Regions from separate parts of the Mus musculus genome. Here region 1 is linked to region 2. The links are chromatin loops, found by intact Hi-C in ENCODE. Cell type or tissue: gastrocnemius. All regions are shown on one strand. Each heading gives the region's core, and the rest is flanking DNA. Links, peaks and the distances in the headings are about the cores only.

Region 1 (8,313 bases), core at 1-8,000, 1.1 Mb after region 2:
CCCTGTCTTTTTTAGGATGTGTTTGAGTTTCGCTATGCCAAGATGCCAGATGAGCCACTGGAACCAGGACCTCTACCAGTCTCTACTGCCTTGCCTCCTGGGTTGACCAAATCCTCTTCAGAGTCCTCCAGTGAGGAAAGTAGCAGTGAGAGTTCCTCTGAGGAAGAGGAGGAGGAGGAAGAAGATGAGGACGAGGAGGAGAGTGAAAGCTCAGACTCTGAGGAGGAAAGGGCTCATCGCCTAGCAGAGCTGCAGGAGCAGGTAGATCATTGTGTTGTGCTCTGTAATTGGGTAAGAACTTGGACTAAGTTAAGACCAAGAAACAATTGGGATCAACAATTTCACCTTTTTCCTGTATAGCTTCGGGCAGTTCATGAACAACTGGCTGCCCTGTCCCAGGGCCCAATATCTAAGCCCAAGCGGAAGAGAGAGAAAAAGGAAAAAAAGAAGAAACGGAAGGCAGAGAAACATCGTGGCCGAATTGGGATCGATGAAGATGATAAGGGGCCTAGGGCACCTCGCCCACCTCAGCCCAAGAAATCTAAGAAAGCAGGTGGTGGGGGTAGCAATGCTACTACACTCAGCCATCCTGGCTTTGGGACTTCCGGAGGAAGTAGCAACAAGTAAGGATTTAAGACTGTGTCTTACAGTATTGTACAAGCCAGCTTGCATGGTGTAAACTCATTACTGACAATTTCTTATTACCCGTAGGCTACCTAAAAAGTCTCAAAAGACAGCTCCACCTGTCCTTCCCACTGGCTATGATTCTGAGGAGGAGGAAGAAAGCAGGCCCATGAGTTATGATGAGAAGAGACAGTTAAGCCTGGATATCAATAAGTTACCTGGGGAAAAGCTGGGTCGAGTAGTACATATCATCCAAGCCAGGGAACCCTCTCTACGTGATTCAAATCCAGAAGAAATTGAGATTGATTTTGAAACACTCAAGCCGTCCACACTTAGAGAGCTTGAGCGATATGTTTTATCCTGCCTTCGAAAGAAACCCCGGAAGCCCTACAGTGAGTATCAGATGATTGATGTCCATCAGTCAACACTGCTCCACAGTAGTACTTGTGAGGACAGCAAGATGTGGGGGTCTGGTGTGTGTGTGTTTGTGGCAAGCAGCATCCAGGATGACTGGGCTGCTTCAGGAATGGAAGTTGGCGACTCTGGGGGAAGACTTGGCAATAGAGTGAGTCCTGACTTTCCCCCTCCAGCTATTAGGAAACCTGTGGGAAAAACAAAGGAGGAACTGGCTTTGGAGAAGAAGCGGGAGCTAGAGAAGCGGTTGCAGGATGTCAGTGGACAGCTCAACTCCACCAAAAAGCCTCCCAAGAAAGGTATTTCAGACTGCTAAACGTTATATTCACTCTTTCTCTCCTTAAGTTGAATGCTGGGACTTGAACAGAGGATTGGCTAGCTAGCAACTAGCCCTTGTGACTACCTGACAAATGAAAATGTCACATCTTCTACCTTTAACTTTACAGCGAGTGAGAAGACAGAGTCATCTGCACAGCAAGTGGCAGTGTCCCGTCTCAGTGCTTCTAGTTCCAGCTCAGATTCCAGCTCCTCGTCGTCATCTTCCTCTTCTTCAGACACCAGCGATTCAGACTCGGGCTAAGGGGCCAGGCCAGATGGGGCAGGAAGGCTCCGCAGGACCGGACCCCTGAACCACCCTTCCCCACTTTCCCTTGCTGTGACGCTTCTTCATCTCACCCCTCCATAGGAGAGCTGGCTCTGCAGTGGGGAGGAAGGCAGGGACATGGACAAAATACGATTGAATTCCTAGCCCTCTTGGGTGTGGTGTCCCTGTTGAGGATGATGGGGGTGGGGCAAGGGTATGGGTGGGAGTGGGGATAGGCCTGGCATAAAGCCCCCTGAGCTGTAGCTGTCCTGTTCACTTCTAAGGGCCCTGTTTTGAGGTTTTAATTTATTTAAGCTATGTGGTAAGGCTGGGGGTGTGTAGCCGTGGTCCTCCCTCCAGCTTCCATGGGGAGGGAAGAAGAGGGAGCTCTTTTTGTTTTTTACATTGACTTTTTTTTTCTACTTTTCCCTTTTACTTCCACTCCATTTGGGGCCTGGGGATTTTAGTCACCTCTCCAGTTGGCCCCAAGACTGTCTTTTCTTTCTTGAGTCTAACATGTAAATAAAGAAAATATTATTGAAGTTTTGAGTTAGTTTTCTTAGTGAGATTTGTTTCTGTGTTCAAAGTGGCTCAGAAGAAATGGTTGAGTATTATTGGTGCTGGGGTGGGTGGCGATTGTTCTGCTTGATTCGGTGCTGGGTATCACATCATCATTAGCTATATCCCCCAGTTGGCCCCTAGGTCTGTCTTTTAAGAGTGCTAAGAATTGAAGCCTAGAGTGCTAGACAAGGACTGGTACTAAGTACCTATCAGTGACCAAACAGGTAAGGGGATAGCTTAGTTTGAGTTCAACCAGGTTATAAGGCACTCCACTCTGTCTTAAGTTCCAAGTCTTCATTCAGGAGCTGTGTGATGCACAGCTCTTCAAAGTGAGGCTTTAGTTTAGTGTACCAAAGGAAATGGGAGCAGAGGCTGAGGAGTGTCCAAAATAGTGACAGTTCATTCTGCCACAAGTGAGTCAATATATACCTGCAAGTGGAGAGTAAGAGTGATAGGACTGGTGAAGGTGGTGAAAAACAGCAGTTAACCTCTACAGGAAGGAAAGCCAGCTAAGCCTAGACCTAAGAAGGTGAATTCAGAGGTCTTTAAAAGTGGGAGGAATTTCCCTGGGATTGTGACAGGAATTTAACTTAAAGGCAAATGGAATGGAGTAGGGATTTCAATTGAAATTTGAGGAAATTTTTATAAGGTTTAAAAGTAATTGGGGGGGAAAAAAAGGCTGGGAGTGGTGGTGCAGGCCTTTAATCCCAGCACAGATTTGAGTTGGAGGCCAGCCTGGTCTACAAAGTGAGTGCCAGGGCTATGCAGAGAAACCCTGTCTTGGGGGAAAAAAAAAGGAGGTGGGAGGGTGAGAGACTGGAGAGATGGCTCTGCAGTTAATAGCACTGACCTTAACAGAGGTCCTGAGTTCAATTCCCAGTAACCACATGGTGGCTCACAACTATCTAGTGAGATCTGATGCCCTCTTGTGTGTTTGAAGACAGCACAGTGTACTTATACATAAAGTAATTTTTTAGAAAAAGTAATTTGGGGAGACTAGAAGTAGCTTAATACCTGCTCTGCTCAGACTAATAGCTAGGTTGGCTTCCAGCATAACTTAGGACACCTTAAGAACAACCTTAAAGCAGTTTAAGAGAAGGAAGGCCTGGGTCAACCTCTCTGGAACTGAAAAAGGTCCCCAAACATGTGCTGCACTCCCAGGAATTTCTGGTCAGTTTATCTCCCAAACAGCGTCCTCCTTCCCCATCTGGTCAAAGGTCCTACCTTCTCTTCTTAGGCATTCTCTAAGTGTCTGGACTTCATCTGGGTGTTTTTGGGTTTTTTGTTGTTTTTTCGAGACAGGGTTTCTCTATCTGTGACTATCCTGGAACTCACTCCGTAGACCAGGCTGGCCTCTGCCTCCCAAGTGCTGGGATGAAAGGCGTTCACTGCCACCGCCCGGCTCGTCTGGGTTTCTAATGCTCTTTGGTAAGGAGGCCAGGGTTGATGGTGGAATGCCGGGTATTTCCTTCTGTGCTGGTTTGGAGTTCTGCCTTCCACAGCCGCTGCCTTTCTGGGATCAGCCTGGCACTGGGAAGGAGCTGGTGCCTGCTGTCTCTTACATCCCAGTCCAGCCCTCATGGTTTAGATGGAAAAACTCCCAGGACAAGTGCCAGAGCTGGTTAGAACTACTGGTTTAGCGGGACCAAAGAGCAGGTTGGCTTGAAGGATAAGTGCCTAGGAGGCCATGGTGTGGGTCTCTAGCACTGCCAGCCTATTCTCTGTGTACACAAGACAGCACGTTAGTTAGACACAAGATGTGGCTGGAGTAAGACAGCTTTCTGTGATCAGAAAAGAGGGGGCTAGAAATGGTAGAAGAAATGGCTTGAGTAAAGTCAAGCTAAAGCAGGAAAAAAATGGAAGATGAGTGCTCACCCACATGGCCAGTGGCAGCTCTATAAAGCAGGCATCTCCTGATAGTTCACAAGGAACAATTAGTGTGTGCCAAGCACAGTGCCAGAAACAATTTGGTTGTCATGGTAACCTTAGACAAGGTGTGTATTGTAATAACCTCTCAGTAGACTGGAGGGAGGGGTGCTAGAGGGGGAGGGAGGCTCAAGAGCTAGCTAAGCAGTTTGCCCCAAGTCAGCATAGTCAACGGAGGTATAGGATTTGACAAGGCAGCCTGGCTCCAGAATCTATACCCTCTATACTGGGCTTACAAGGGCTTACTTACTGCTATGCTCGGAAAGTGGGCGAGGAGACCGCTGTCTGTGTATAGCTGCAGCTACTGAGGTTGAAGCAGCAGGTGGAGGTTGATTTCACTGCATTAGAACAGGGATTTTGTAGATAAAACAGCTTTCCCAGCAGTAGAAAGCTGGTCTGACTGAGGGGCCGCTCGCTGCGCTGGCACACACTGAGGAACTTACCTGAGACTGGGATTTTTGGTGCCATCTGTTGGTCATGCCTGTGACTTCCACTTAAATCTTCATTCATTTCGTCTGTGGGGTCTCTTCCATGTTTTAACAGGAGCCTTCACTCTTGTACTGTGGAGGATCATAGATAAGGTCTTAGGCCTTGTCTCTTGTTACCTGAGCCCTTGCTGGAGAGAGCCTCCGCTTCGAGGAAGATATCCCTTGTTACACCTTGATAACTCTCTGAGCAACTATCCAGTCTGTCTATAGACCTTACAGTCCAACTGCCTGATGGTAGTGTTCATAGGGCTGCTAACACTCAACATGTCCACAAAGACCTGCTTTCCAAACATGCCCCTTGGTGCCAGGTATCACTGAGGTACATCCCTAACCTGGCGAGTCATCCGTGTAATAAGCATTTCCCTGTGCTTACACACATGTGCACCTCTACAGTCAGCTGTTAATCCTAGAGGTCGGGATTTATCATGCAAGCTTCAGCCTAGTGACCCTGGCTTGTTTCCTCTCTTGTTCCCCGGTCAGTTAGGCCTTGCCGGCCTAAGTTGTCCAGCTAGCCACCACGTTTCAGGGCCCATCCTCCTCGTCTCATTTCTGCTTGCCTTTTTAAAGTCTTCCCTTTCTGGGGTACTAAGCCTGTAACTTTAACATGGTCAAGATAACTCCCAACCTTTTCTTTTTTTTTTTTTTTTTTTTTTTTAAAGATTTATTTATTTATTTATTTATTATATGTAAGTACACTGTAGCTGTCCTCAGACACTCCAGAAGAGGGAGTCAGATCTCGTTACAGATGGTTGTGAGCCACCATGTGGTTGCTGGGATTTGAACTCCTGACCTTCGGAAGAGCAGTCGGGTGCTCTTACCCACTGAGCCATCTCACCAGCCCCAACCTTTTCTTGTTAGACACCAGACTACAGACTCTTAAGTGCTTTTGTTTCTCTGTCATGCAAATACAGAAGTATTCCTATTTGCCAAGTGAGAATGTCGAATACTGTCAGATGAACTAGCATTTGAGTTGAGGTTGGAAAAGAAAAGGATCTATTTAGCCTCGAACAGCATGAACTTTTGGGTAGTATTTGGGGGGGAGGGGAGTTGCCAAGCCCTGTTCTTTATAACAGGGTCTCTGTGTACACAAAGCTGGCCCCAAGTTTGTCCTGATCTTCCTGTCTTATGAGCCGGAATGAAATGCTGTTATTAGCTGCAGCTCCCCCACCTCAGAATCAATGGCTATGAGGAAGCACTGCTCATTTATGAAATACTTTCTTTCCTGCAATGTCAGTCCTAGAACTGACTGGCCTTTCCTTTTTTTTTTTTTTTAAGATTTATTTATTTTATTTATATGAGTACACTATAGCTGTGGCTGTCTTCAGACACACCAGAAGATGGCATCAGATCTCACTACAGATAGTTGTGAGCCACCATGTGGTTGCTGGGAATTGAACTCAGGACCTCTGGAAGAGCAGTCGGTGTTCTTAACCTCTGAGCCATCTCTCCAGCCCGTGGCTTTTCCTGAAGAGGTGAATTGTGGTGAGGATTCCTGCAAGCATCGTCATTTCCTTGGCCAGTGTAGTTCTAGTTTCTCATCCGCCATTGATACTAACTAAACTGAAGACAGCCTCGTTCCTCTTGTTTGAAAAAAAAATATTTCATATATTTTCAAGGTTTTAGAATTTGCTTATTTGCTTTCACTTAAGATATAGCCATACAGGAATAAGAGCTGAAACAGCACACACTACATCCTTACCATTGCAGTAGGCAAATGATGGTAATCTATGGTACCCACAGTACAAGTCCTCCTGTGGCAGGCTGGGTTCTCAGGGAGTCCTGTAGCTTAGGATGGCCTCAGATCCCTGGGTCATCCTGCTCTTATTTCCCAAGTGCAAGTATAGGATCACACATGTGTGCCAAGTGCAAGTGGAGGATCACACGTGTGCCAAGTGCAAGTGGAGGATCACACATGTGTGCCAAGTGTAGGAGTACATGTGTGTGCCAAGCACAGTATAGGATCACACATGTGTGTCAAGCACAGTATAGGATCACACATGTGTGCCAAATGTAAGTGTAGTATCATACATGTGTGCCAAGTGCAAGTGGAGGATCACAAGTGTGTGCCAAGTGTAGGAGTACATGAGTGTGCCAAGCACAGTGTAGGATCATACATGTGTGCCAAGTATAAGTGTAGGATCATATGTGTGTGCCAAGAGCAAGTGGAGGATCACATGAGTGTGCCAAATACAAGGGGAGGATCACACATGTGCCAAGTGTAAGTGTAGTAGAATCACACGTGCCAAGTGCAAGTGAAAACCACGCGTGTGCTGCTCAGTCCCACATTCATTCCTGATGTGAGAAAGAGTAATGCTGCCCAGCGTCTGTGGTTCCAGTTTCTGGTTGCACCTGTGACTAACTCCCTGCCTATCCCGCAAGTCCCTGGTGTCTGATCACGACCTGAGAACTTTCTAAGCTTCTGTGTTCTCTGTACTTTTTTTTTTTTTTTTTTGCCCTGGACCTGTTTTCACCAAGTGACCTTAGTCACAAATCTGCTGATAGCCTGCCTCTTGGGCTAACTCAGCACGTGCTCTCTCAGCACCCCAGAACCCAACTGTGGTTTCCCCAGCGTCTTCAGCTGAGTGTCTGAGAGAAAACTCAGGGCCGGAAAGAATGAAGACAGATATTGCTTCTGAGAGCAGCTAGGTAAATGGAGGGCAGGGGCTTTCTACAGTTAACCTCAGTGGATGAGCCAGGATGAGTCTGATTTCAAAGTTATACTCTGTATCGGAACTTTCTGGGGATGCCCTGGCGATACAGGCAAATACTTCAGATGAGCTGCCCCCCAACACCACCACCCAGATTCAGGGTAGGGGCGGGGCTTTTGGGGGCTAGAGCAGCTAGAGATACGGTCTGTCTACATTTTTTAAATTTAAGATTACATACATATGTGTGTCGTGGTGATTGTGGAGGTTGAAGACAACTTGCAGGAATCAGTTTCTCCACATGTGGGTCAGAGATATAAGGATACCAGACTTGGCAGCTGGGTCGGAGTCTTTACCTGTGTGCGCCATCCTGCTGGCCCCCAACCCTTTTAAATATAGAATCTGCCAACTATTATTGTGTAGTGCTGGAATGTTTCACAAAGCCCAATCAAAGGAATTTAGCTAAAGAACTGTTAAGAAGTGGGGAGGCACAAACGGAATGTGGTTGTTCTACAAGCACGGGTAAGGGGAGACCCCTACTGTTGGTTTCAGCTCAGCTGTAGGACAAGCTGGACGGAGGGGGAATTCTTTTAGACTGAGTTATGAGGTCCTAGTAACATTTTGGGAACATTTTGCCTTTGCTATTGTCTTTTGTTAGTCCTGATGATTTTGTTAATTGGAATTGACCATATAAATCTCAAACATAGAAAAGAAGTTAGCCTGGGCAGTGGTGGCACACACCTTTGGTCCCAGCACTAGAGAGGCCGAACCTGGCAGATAGATCTCTGTAGATTTAAGGCCAGCTAATTCCAGGACAGCCAAAGCTACACAAATCCTGTCTTTAAAAAAAAAAAACAAAAACAAAAACAAAAAAGGAGGAAGAGTTGAGGAAGAGGAGGAGGAGGAGGAAAAAGAAGAGGAGGAAGAGGAGGAGGAAAAATAGAAGCTAGTTGCAGAAAAAAGATTTGATGTGCATATTTAATAATGGAGGAAATTAAAGGCAAGAGAATAAAAAAATAGCTAAAAGTCAACACAGTATGCCCCTCCCTAAATGACCTATTCACAGTAATGG
Region 2 (8,326 bases), core at 223-8,222:
CAAAACCATCTACATTTGTGGGGTCGGGGACAATGGTCCCAGACAACAAGAATGCAGCCTCCCTCACCCACAGCTGCCATGGCCAGGCAGGCCAGGCCAGGTCAGGCCAGGTCACCTCTCTGAGCCCTAACTCAGCACAGCCTGCCCTCTTCTCAGCTCTCCTGGTATCAGGCAATACCCTAAGCAGCTCCTCCTGACCTGACCCTGAGTCCCCAACCCCTCAGATGCCCTCACACCTCCATCACTGAGCCTGCCTGCTTTCTAACTAACTCCTAACTAAAGGGCATGGCTTCTCTTCCTTTCTCCATCTCCTTCCTGGCAGCAGCCGTGAGATTTATTGCTTGGCTGCACTGTTTTTCTCTTCAGTTCTAATAAATCAATCTTTTAGCATCAAAAGTGGAAAGGCAATGGAAAGGAAATCACCTTACATTTCATAAAAAATAAGCGTCCCCACCCCTAACCCTTGAAGGGAAGGAAGGAGCAAACACTGCGACAGTTAACCCCAGGCTGGACTTCCCACTCTCCACACAGAGCCAGGGACCAAGGCAGGGTCACAGAAACCTCTTCCGGAAGACAGGCTCCTCAAATAAGTCCCACAGCTGCCTAATTCTGCCCCAAGCCCAGCCCAAGAGAAAGCCATCATCTTCTCAAGGGAAGGGCCCAGGAGGGGTGGAAGGACCCACTGCTCAGTCTCAGCTCTGACACCCACGTGGTCGCTTGTCAGTACAGCTTCCCATTCGACAGTTCCCATAACCCTCAACTTAAAAAAAATGAGAGAAAAAAAAATCCACCACCCCACTCAGGACACTTCCTCCCCCAACAAGTATGGGGAAAATGGGGTACAGCACATTAGTTTCAGGAAAAAACCGGGAACAGAAAAAGAGGCTGGATTGGTCCTCAGCATCTGGTCAGGCTCCCGTGGCCTCCGCGGCTGCCATCCGCTGCTCGCAGGTCTGCCTTCTGCCGTCGTGCCTCAGTGCTTCTCTGCTGCCAGCTCACATCAACCAAGGCTCCGATGGGCGCAAGGAGGTATGGGTGGGGAGGAGGAGGGGACTGGGGGCTGAGGTGCCAAAGGCCCCCGCTCCTGGAGGTTGGGAAGGGCCGATTCATGGTGCTGTTTGTTTGTTCTTCTTCTGGACAGGCCCTGCACCTGACTGTCCCTCTCTCGCTCTCCTGCCACTGACATGTAGAGTTTCGGTGAGCAGAGGCTCCAGCTGAAAGCTCCGTGCCACCCGGAGGCTGCGTGGCTGAAGGGGGTGTGTAGGAGACGATGGGAGGGTGGTAGGGCACAAAATTTTGCCCTACCCCCAAAGGGAGAAGAGGTTCAAAATGTCGTGATTAAAAAATGTCAAACACTACCCGCTCTCACGTTAACCCGACCAAGTCTTCCGGAGTTTCCCTGGCACGCGCAGACCCTATCGCTAACTGTCTCTGCCTCTGTGTTTTTCTTCAAGGAGTTGTTGCTCCCAGACGGGCACAAGCTCCCTTCTTGGTGCTTGAAGGACAAGGGAGTCTGGAGGAAGAGGGCGAGGAGGGGGAGAAGGCAGCGGGCGGGGAGTGGAGGGAGAGAAGGTAGAAGGGTATTTACATCTTGCATGAACTTGCGGCAGACTGGGCGGATCTCTTTGCTCAAGGTAGCACTGAACATCATGACCTGCTTCTCATGGGGGGTCATGCGAAAAATTTCCTGGACATCCCGACGCATGTCTGCAGGGGAGAAAAAAACCACACACACACAGAAGAAGTGAGTCTGTGACATAAGTCTGGTGAGGCCAATGAAACTCTGAGGGGAGCCACTGCAGAGATGTGGCGGTTCCATGATCTCAGGAACGAGTCAGGCTTCGTGGCACATGCCTGTAATCCCAGCACTTAGGAGGCCCAGGAGCTGTGTATACTAGTAACAGCATGGAATAAAGAATGTGCTTAGAAAAAGACTTGGGGTCAAGTTCCACTCTTGTTTTGACAAGAAATATGACCGAATCTACAAAGTGGGGAAAAAGTTCACGAGAGGCTCAGGGGACAGAAGCCCTTAAATATGGAGTATGAGGCTGGACAACGGTCCAGCAGCCACGGGCACTTGCTGCTCTTACAGAGATCCACATTAGCTTCCCAGTTCCCACGATTGCCTGTAACTTAGCTCCAGGGCGGTTCACTCCTCTGTCCTCTATGGGCACAAGCATGCATGCACACATACACACTTAAAAATAATAAACTTGCCGGGCATGGTGGTGCACGCCTTTGATCCCAGCACTCGGGAGGCAGGGGCAGGCGGATTTCTGAGTTCGAGGCCAGCCTGGTCTACAAAGTGAGTTCCAGGACAGTCAGGGCTATACAGAGAAACCCTGACTCAAAAAAAAAAAAAAAAAACAACTTACATTTGTAATCCCAGAACTCAGGAGGTAGAGGTAAGCAAATCTGAGTTTGAGGCCAGCCTGGTTTCTAACATAATTTCCAGTCCAACTAGTTCTACACAAGAAGACCTATACATACATACATACATACAGTCTCCAAGAAAATACCGCTGAAGGCCCTTTCCTGCTGCTCTCCCTACGCCCATCTCAGAACTTAATCTCTACACCAGTCCACTGTGCCTTCCACCTTCACCTCTCGCCTCACATACCCTGTTCCATGAGACATATACAGCCGATCTAATGCCACCAGAGTGCCATCTTGAGACAGTCAAAGGCCATTTGTAAAGACTTTTCTCTAGAGCTACACTCTTTTCTACTCTCCCAACTCAACAGAATCAATTCTCTCCCCCACCTCTTTTAAAGATAAGAGCTCGATATGTAGCCCTTGGGATTAAAGGCAGGTTAAGCCTTTTTTTCAAGAATTTCTCTGTGTAGTCCTGGATATCCTTGAACTGACTCTAGACCAGATGGGCCTCCAACTCAGAGACTCGCCTGCCTTAGACTCTTGAAGTGCTTGGATTAAAGGCATGTGCCAAAACTAGCACCCGGAGCTCCGTTATGTTATTATTTATATTCATTCCATGTACATCTAAGCAACACGAATGCACCTAGTGCTCAAAAAAGCCAAAGGAGGGTTTCAGGCACCCCTGGAAACCGGAGCTATGTATAGTGGTTATATGCTTTCATATGGATGCTGGGAATGAAACGAGGTCTTCTGCAAGAGCAGCCAAGTGCTCTTAACTAACGAGCCATTTCTCTAGCACTCCCCAAAGAAACTCTTAATGAAATTTCATCCTTATCACGCATGCTATACTGGGATACAAGGGCAGGCACCTGCTGCTCTTGTGTAACACCCAGTACATGGTCCATCCCTAAGGAGAGGGTGGTGGTGAGGACTTGTAGCGTCAGCACATTCAGTTCCCTGCTACAGGAAGGAGCGCAGGGCTGAGCACACCGCATCACTGTACAGCACCAGGGGAAGAGAAGGAGGCCCAGAGCCATCAGTCATGGGTGATAGATAAGGGTCGTCCTTGCACACAAGTGCTCCTATGTCAAACATACATCATTTGGCTCAAAGGGCTGCTCCCCAAACCACCTGAGCTGCGGCCTGGGCACCGCCACTCACCGAGCTGTTCAAGCATCTTGTCACACTCGTCCAAAATAAAGTGTTTAATGTGTTTGAGGTTCAGGCTCTTATTTCGAGCCAGGGCTAGAATTCGGCCAGGAGTCCCCACGACGATGTGTGGGCAGTTCTTCTTCAGCACCTCTTCGTCCTTCTTGATAGACAGACCGCCAAAAAACACTGCCACCTGTCAACCACGAGAAAGGACAATGTTCCAGTCTCCCAGAATTCTCCCCCATCCCTTTGGTTTGAGAGGCCTCACTGTATAGCCCTGGTTGGCCTAGAACTCACTTTGTAGATCAGCCTGTCTGGCACCAAGTACAGATTAAAGGCAGTGGGCCATCTTGCCAATACCAGTGTGTCCATTCTGTGGTTGACTGTAAACCAACTCTTAGCTTTCAGGCCTGCAGTGGCTCCTGTGCCTCCCATAAGAAACAAAGCGACCCCCTCAGCACCAGGGGGCCAAGGGGGATGGAGGAAGGGATGAACACTCAGCTTCTCCGCCTCCACTCAAACTCCACGACAGGATCGCTCTGCACAGCCCTAGCTGATCTACACAACGAGGCACGTGTGACTCCAAAGTCACAGCTTCCTTACACAGATGAAGAAAGCAAGAAGCCACCAGCAAGTGTGAGGCGCCACCCAACGATCAAACCACAAGCAAGCTTTCCTAACTGAACTGTCAGACAGTCTCCCTGGCCTGGAGCCTTTGCTTCCTCGGTGCCTGAGATAAAAGTCACACCATGTGCAACCCACTAGGTGAGTGTGTGAGCTGTGACACCAGGTGAGTGCTGGATGTGTGAGCTGTGACACGTGGACTTGTCCAATTTCAAGGGGAAAGAAATAACCAGGACGCTTACTCTACAGTAAACCTCTTCCTCTTCTCAATCCTGAACCACAATGGCTAACACATGCACACAGGAGCACTCCACTCCTGTTCACGATGGTTTACTGGTATCAGTTAAGCTTTCAGACATAGTTACAAATACTGAGGGAAAAGCGAGCTAAAACTAAGGGAGGGACTAGACAGCCCCCTAGAGGACACTGTGCTGCACAGCCAAGGAGAAGTACAGATGATTCTGATTTTATGATGGGGGGGGGGACCTAACCAGCTAATCTGCAGGCTCCTACACCAAACCCAACCTCAGACTTGATCCCAACTCTCAGAGCATTTTGAGTAGCACAAGGGTGCTGTGGGTCCTGCAGAGAAGGACTGCAGCTTTGCCACCCTCCCTCTTTGTTTTGAGACCTTAGCCCCGGGCAGCCTTCAACTCCAGCAAACGCCCACCTCAACCTCCCAGGCCATGGGAATACAGGAATGAGCCACTGATCCAGCTTCAGTTCCCAACTATTAAATCCACCACAAGGGACCGGTCAGCCAAGGAACTGAAAGTCTATTAGTTTTTTGGCAAGGTATAATGACATACAGCCAGAGGCACAGGCACACAGACATAGACAATGCCTCCAGATTACAAACTATTTTCAAAATCCTAGGAAAAAGATATATAAATACGCTAAAATGTTTCAGAGGCCAGTAAGCTTGCACACAGACAGGTTAGGAAAACAATGTCTAATGCTTGGTTATGCCGAGCAATGGAAACCTCAGAGATCACAAGATCTCTGGCCTCCTTTAGCATTTTGCACATACTGCCTTTCCTTTTCTTCTTCTAGAATTCCCCCTTTTAAATCTGTCATGCTGGGCGGTTGTGGAGATGCTCGCCTTTAATCCCAGTAGAGGCAGAGGAAGGTGGATTTGACTCAAAGGTCAGCCCAGACTGATCCAAGCTGCTCTTTCCCCACCCTAACCAGAATAGGAAGTCTGCACACATCTCTCTACTCACAGGGCCAGCTTACAAGGCCTTTCAAACCCAGCAGGCCACTCACCCAAGCATGGAAATATATAATCTCAAAAGTTCCAAAGGATGCCAACTGTGAGGCCACACCACGTTCCTTCACAGAGGACACAGGCCACTTGTTATGACCCCCGGAAAGCTTTAACCACTCTAGAGTTAAAGTCCACACCAGGGCTGTTTTAAGAGCATCTAGCTTCCTCTTGCCACATACAACCCAACTCTCAAACAATCTACCAAGCAATTCAGGAGAACAGAACAGAGGCTCTGGCCAAGCCAGGTGGCAAAGGCCTGCCCCAACTACTCAGGAACCTGTGGCAGGAGCCTCAGGTTCAAGGCCTCCTATCTCTAGACTAAGGTGAGTTCAAGGCCTACCAGGACAACGTGGTGGTTAAGAGACAGTCGTGAACATAAAAACAAAGGACCCAGGGGTGGCTCAGTCCCACACATAGTAGCTCAAGGCTCTGGAATGGAATCTGCAATACCAAAACCAACTAACCACAAAGTGTTGCGGTGGTATCACCTAAAGCTACGAACTCTCAGGAACACACAGGTGTATTCACAGTATGGAACCTGGAAGGGCAGCCACAGAAGGGTGTGGCACTAACTGAAGTCTCTCATGTGACCACACCACTGACAGCACAGGGATGCCCGAGGACAGCCAACCTCCCTCCCAGTGCCTGTCTCCCCACAGCCTCCTGTCCCAGGTTTCTTTCCCCCCTTACCTTGACATTCGGCATGTACTTAGAGAAGCGCTCATATTCCTTGCTGATCTGAAAAGCCAGCTCCCTAGTGTGACACATCACCAGCACAGACACCTTTGAGGGAGCAAATGGAGACAGACACAGTAAAGTCAGCCCCTCGTCACAAGAGCATCCAGCAACTTGTCAGTGATGTTGGCGAACATTCCCCTTGAACTGCAGAGGACACCAGCTGAGAACACATGGAGCCAGAAACGGCCTCCTGGTGATTCAATCTCCACACCCTCTCCAGCACTGCCCCCAACATACCTGCCCAGTAACGGGCTCCAGCTGCTGCAGTGTGGCCAGGACAAACACTGCTGTTTTTCCCATGCCTGACTTGGCCTGGCACAGGACATCCATCCCCAGAATGGCCTGCGGGATGCACTCATGCTGGACTAGGAGGAGAAAGGAGAGACATTTTTGCACCGTGCCAAACCCCTTTCTCCCCAGCCGACTCATCATATGTCACCTTGTCACCTTTCAGACCCCATCCTTTCCCTGACCCTCATCACTCTTACACTCAAGTCAAACCCTCCTACCCCAGCTCCCCAGTTCCGCTAAGAAAGAACCCTCGTGAAGCTACCAACAGCTCACCTTCCACGTTCCTGGCTAAACTTACTTTTCTTACACCGCAACAATCTATGAATTCGACTGCCACAGGCCATTTCTCCTACATAGGTTGCTGTGCTTTTGGGTCATGTAACCCTGCAACCTTGAACAAAATGAAGGACTTGGTACCTGACCCAGAAGCCACAGAAGCCAGCATCCTGATCGTTAAGGTTTCCGGAAACGACACTTGGCCTGGCCCAAAAGAAGGGAACTAAAGGTCCAACCAGGCCCTCTCTGGGAGTCCGAACAGTCAGAAAGACAAAAACCAAGCAAAAAAGCCAGGCACAGAACAAATGGCAGCCCTCTGTTTAACGGAGAACAAAAGCCTCTTCTACAGCTGCCGTCTTGGGTACATTCTCAGAGCTTGGCCTATCCCAAATAAATTCAAATCCTATGACCCTAGACTTGAACCTCCCTTTTCTTGCACCAGAGGTGCTAAATAAGGTCTCTACACCCAACAATAAAATGTACCCTCTGATGGATGCTCAAAGCCACAGTCAACGATGGCCCGGAGCAGCTCTGGCTTGAGTAGAAAATCTCGGAAGCCGGAGCTGTGGATGGAGACGTAGGAGCCCTTGACGTCTTTCTTGGCGGGAGCCTCGGTCCCATCTGCCCCAGCGGCTGTCTCCACCTCGTCGTCTTCGTAGTCCAAGAGCTCATTGTCCACATCGTTCTCTGCCATAATTGGGCCGGCAGGGGGAGAAGGGAGGTCTCTTGAGTTAGGTGTCCCAGAGCAGGTGAGGAAGCAAGGGCCAAAGAGAGGGGTTGAAGAACAGCAAGGGGAAAGACACCAGTTTCCGACAGAAGAGCTGGGAGAGGGGACAACAAAAAAACCGGAAAAACTCATCAGTCACGAATGGACTCGTCACTTCTCGTCGATCCCTACACCCGTCCTATTCTTCCCTAAACTGTGAAACCTTTGTCCCGAAAGAAGAGTTAACAAAGAGACTCATGACATAAGAAACGGGAACACCAGACGGGAGAGACAGAGTGGGCTCCACCGCTAACCAGACTTTGTAACACACACTTCGACAGGCAGGAGCCAACTGGGAGACCGCAGTAAAATGAGCGTGACTAACGACTCACACGAGGGTTGAGACACAAAGGACAAGGGAAGACAGAGACTGCGCTTTCTCCTGCCACCTCACGGTGGTGATCCCCAACGTCAGCCATCAGTCAAGGGTGATAGATAAGGGTCAGCACTGCGCAGAGCGCTCACTTCCCAAATGCAAACATCATGTGGCTGCCGCTATTCTCTTGCTCAGAAACCCCCGAGTGGCCGTCCCAGCGGCGCACACCTGGACCGGGGAACAGAAGCAGGAAGGAGGGTGGTGCGGGGCGGAGGGTGGGAAGTGTATGAATGGCTCCATTTCAAGAAAAAAAAAATTTTTTTGTTTTGAAAAAGATGGGTGTGTGCAGTTCAATGGCAGTGCTTGCTTAGTAACGCGAGAGGCCGCAAGGTTCGGCTCAGCGCTGCCAAAGTTAATTTTAAAAGTCGCACTAAGGAATTAAGGTCACAGCTGAGAACGATGCAGGATTAAGAGTGTGAGCCGGGTGGCCTTAGAAAGGAACGCCTTGCAGTGCTCTCGG

Evidence for each region. Hi-C counts contacts between places; a loop is a spot of excess contacts. Peaks named below come from ENCODE experiments on the same cell type or tissue, not always from the same donor. Only the 100,000 strongest peaks of a DNase experiment are listed, where the experiment ranks them.
Region 1: a loop joins it to region 2, with 2.9 times the contacts of the local background. A loop is called at or near these places in 3 of 42 quality-filtered maps.

Annotation. Positions count from the first base shown.
Region 1 is chr17:34,105,880-34,114,192 of GRCm38, reverse strand. Brd2 (bromodomain containing 2) reads left to right here. Exons shown (of 13, transcript NM_001204973.1): 9 at 16-261; 10 at 361-623; 11 at 712-1,016; 12 at 1,215-1,337; 13 at 1,485-2,174. The coding sequence ends at 1,618. Among named protein-coding and RNA genes, the nearest start is that of Brd2, 13 kb to the left of the region's middle. In gastrocnemius, for the core only: a CTCF peak has its summit at 4,577 (motif pointing left); a DNase peak (open chromatin) is centred at 4,523; H3K27ac peaks cover 753 bases.
Region 2 is chr17:35,242,332-35,250,657 of GRCm38, reverse strand. Ddx39b (DEAD box helicase 39b) reads right to left here. Exons shown (of 11, transcript NM_019693.3): 2 at 7,208-7,545; 3 at 6,395-6,522; 4 at 6,110-6,202; 5 at 3,538-3,721; 6 at 1,589-1,707. The coding sequence starts at 7,418. Mir6975 (microRNA 6975) reads right to left here and starts at 6,583; the gene lies at 6,523-6,583. Gm25128 (a small nucleolar RNA gene) reads right to left here and starts at 3,483; the gene lies at 3,408-3,483. It overlaps LOC115488830 (a small nucleolar RNA gene), which reads right to left and starts at 7,980; the gene lies at 7,904-7,980. In gastrocnemius, for the core only: a CTCF peak has its summit at 4,559 (motif pointing left); DNase peaks (open chromatin) are centred at 7,363 and 7,926; H3K4me3 peaks cover 2,814 bases; H3K27ac peaks cover 3,233 bases.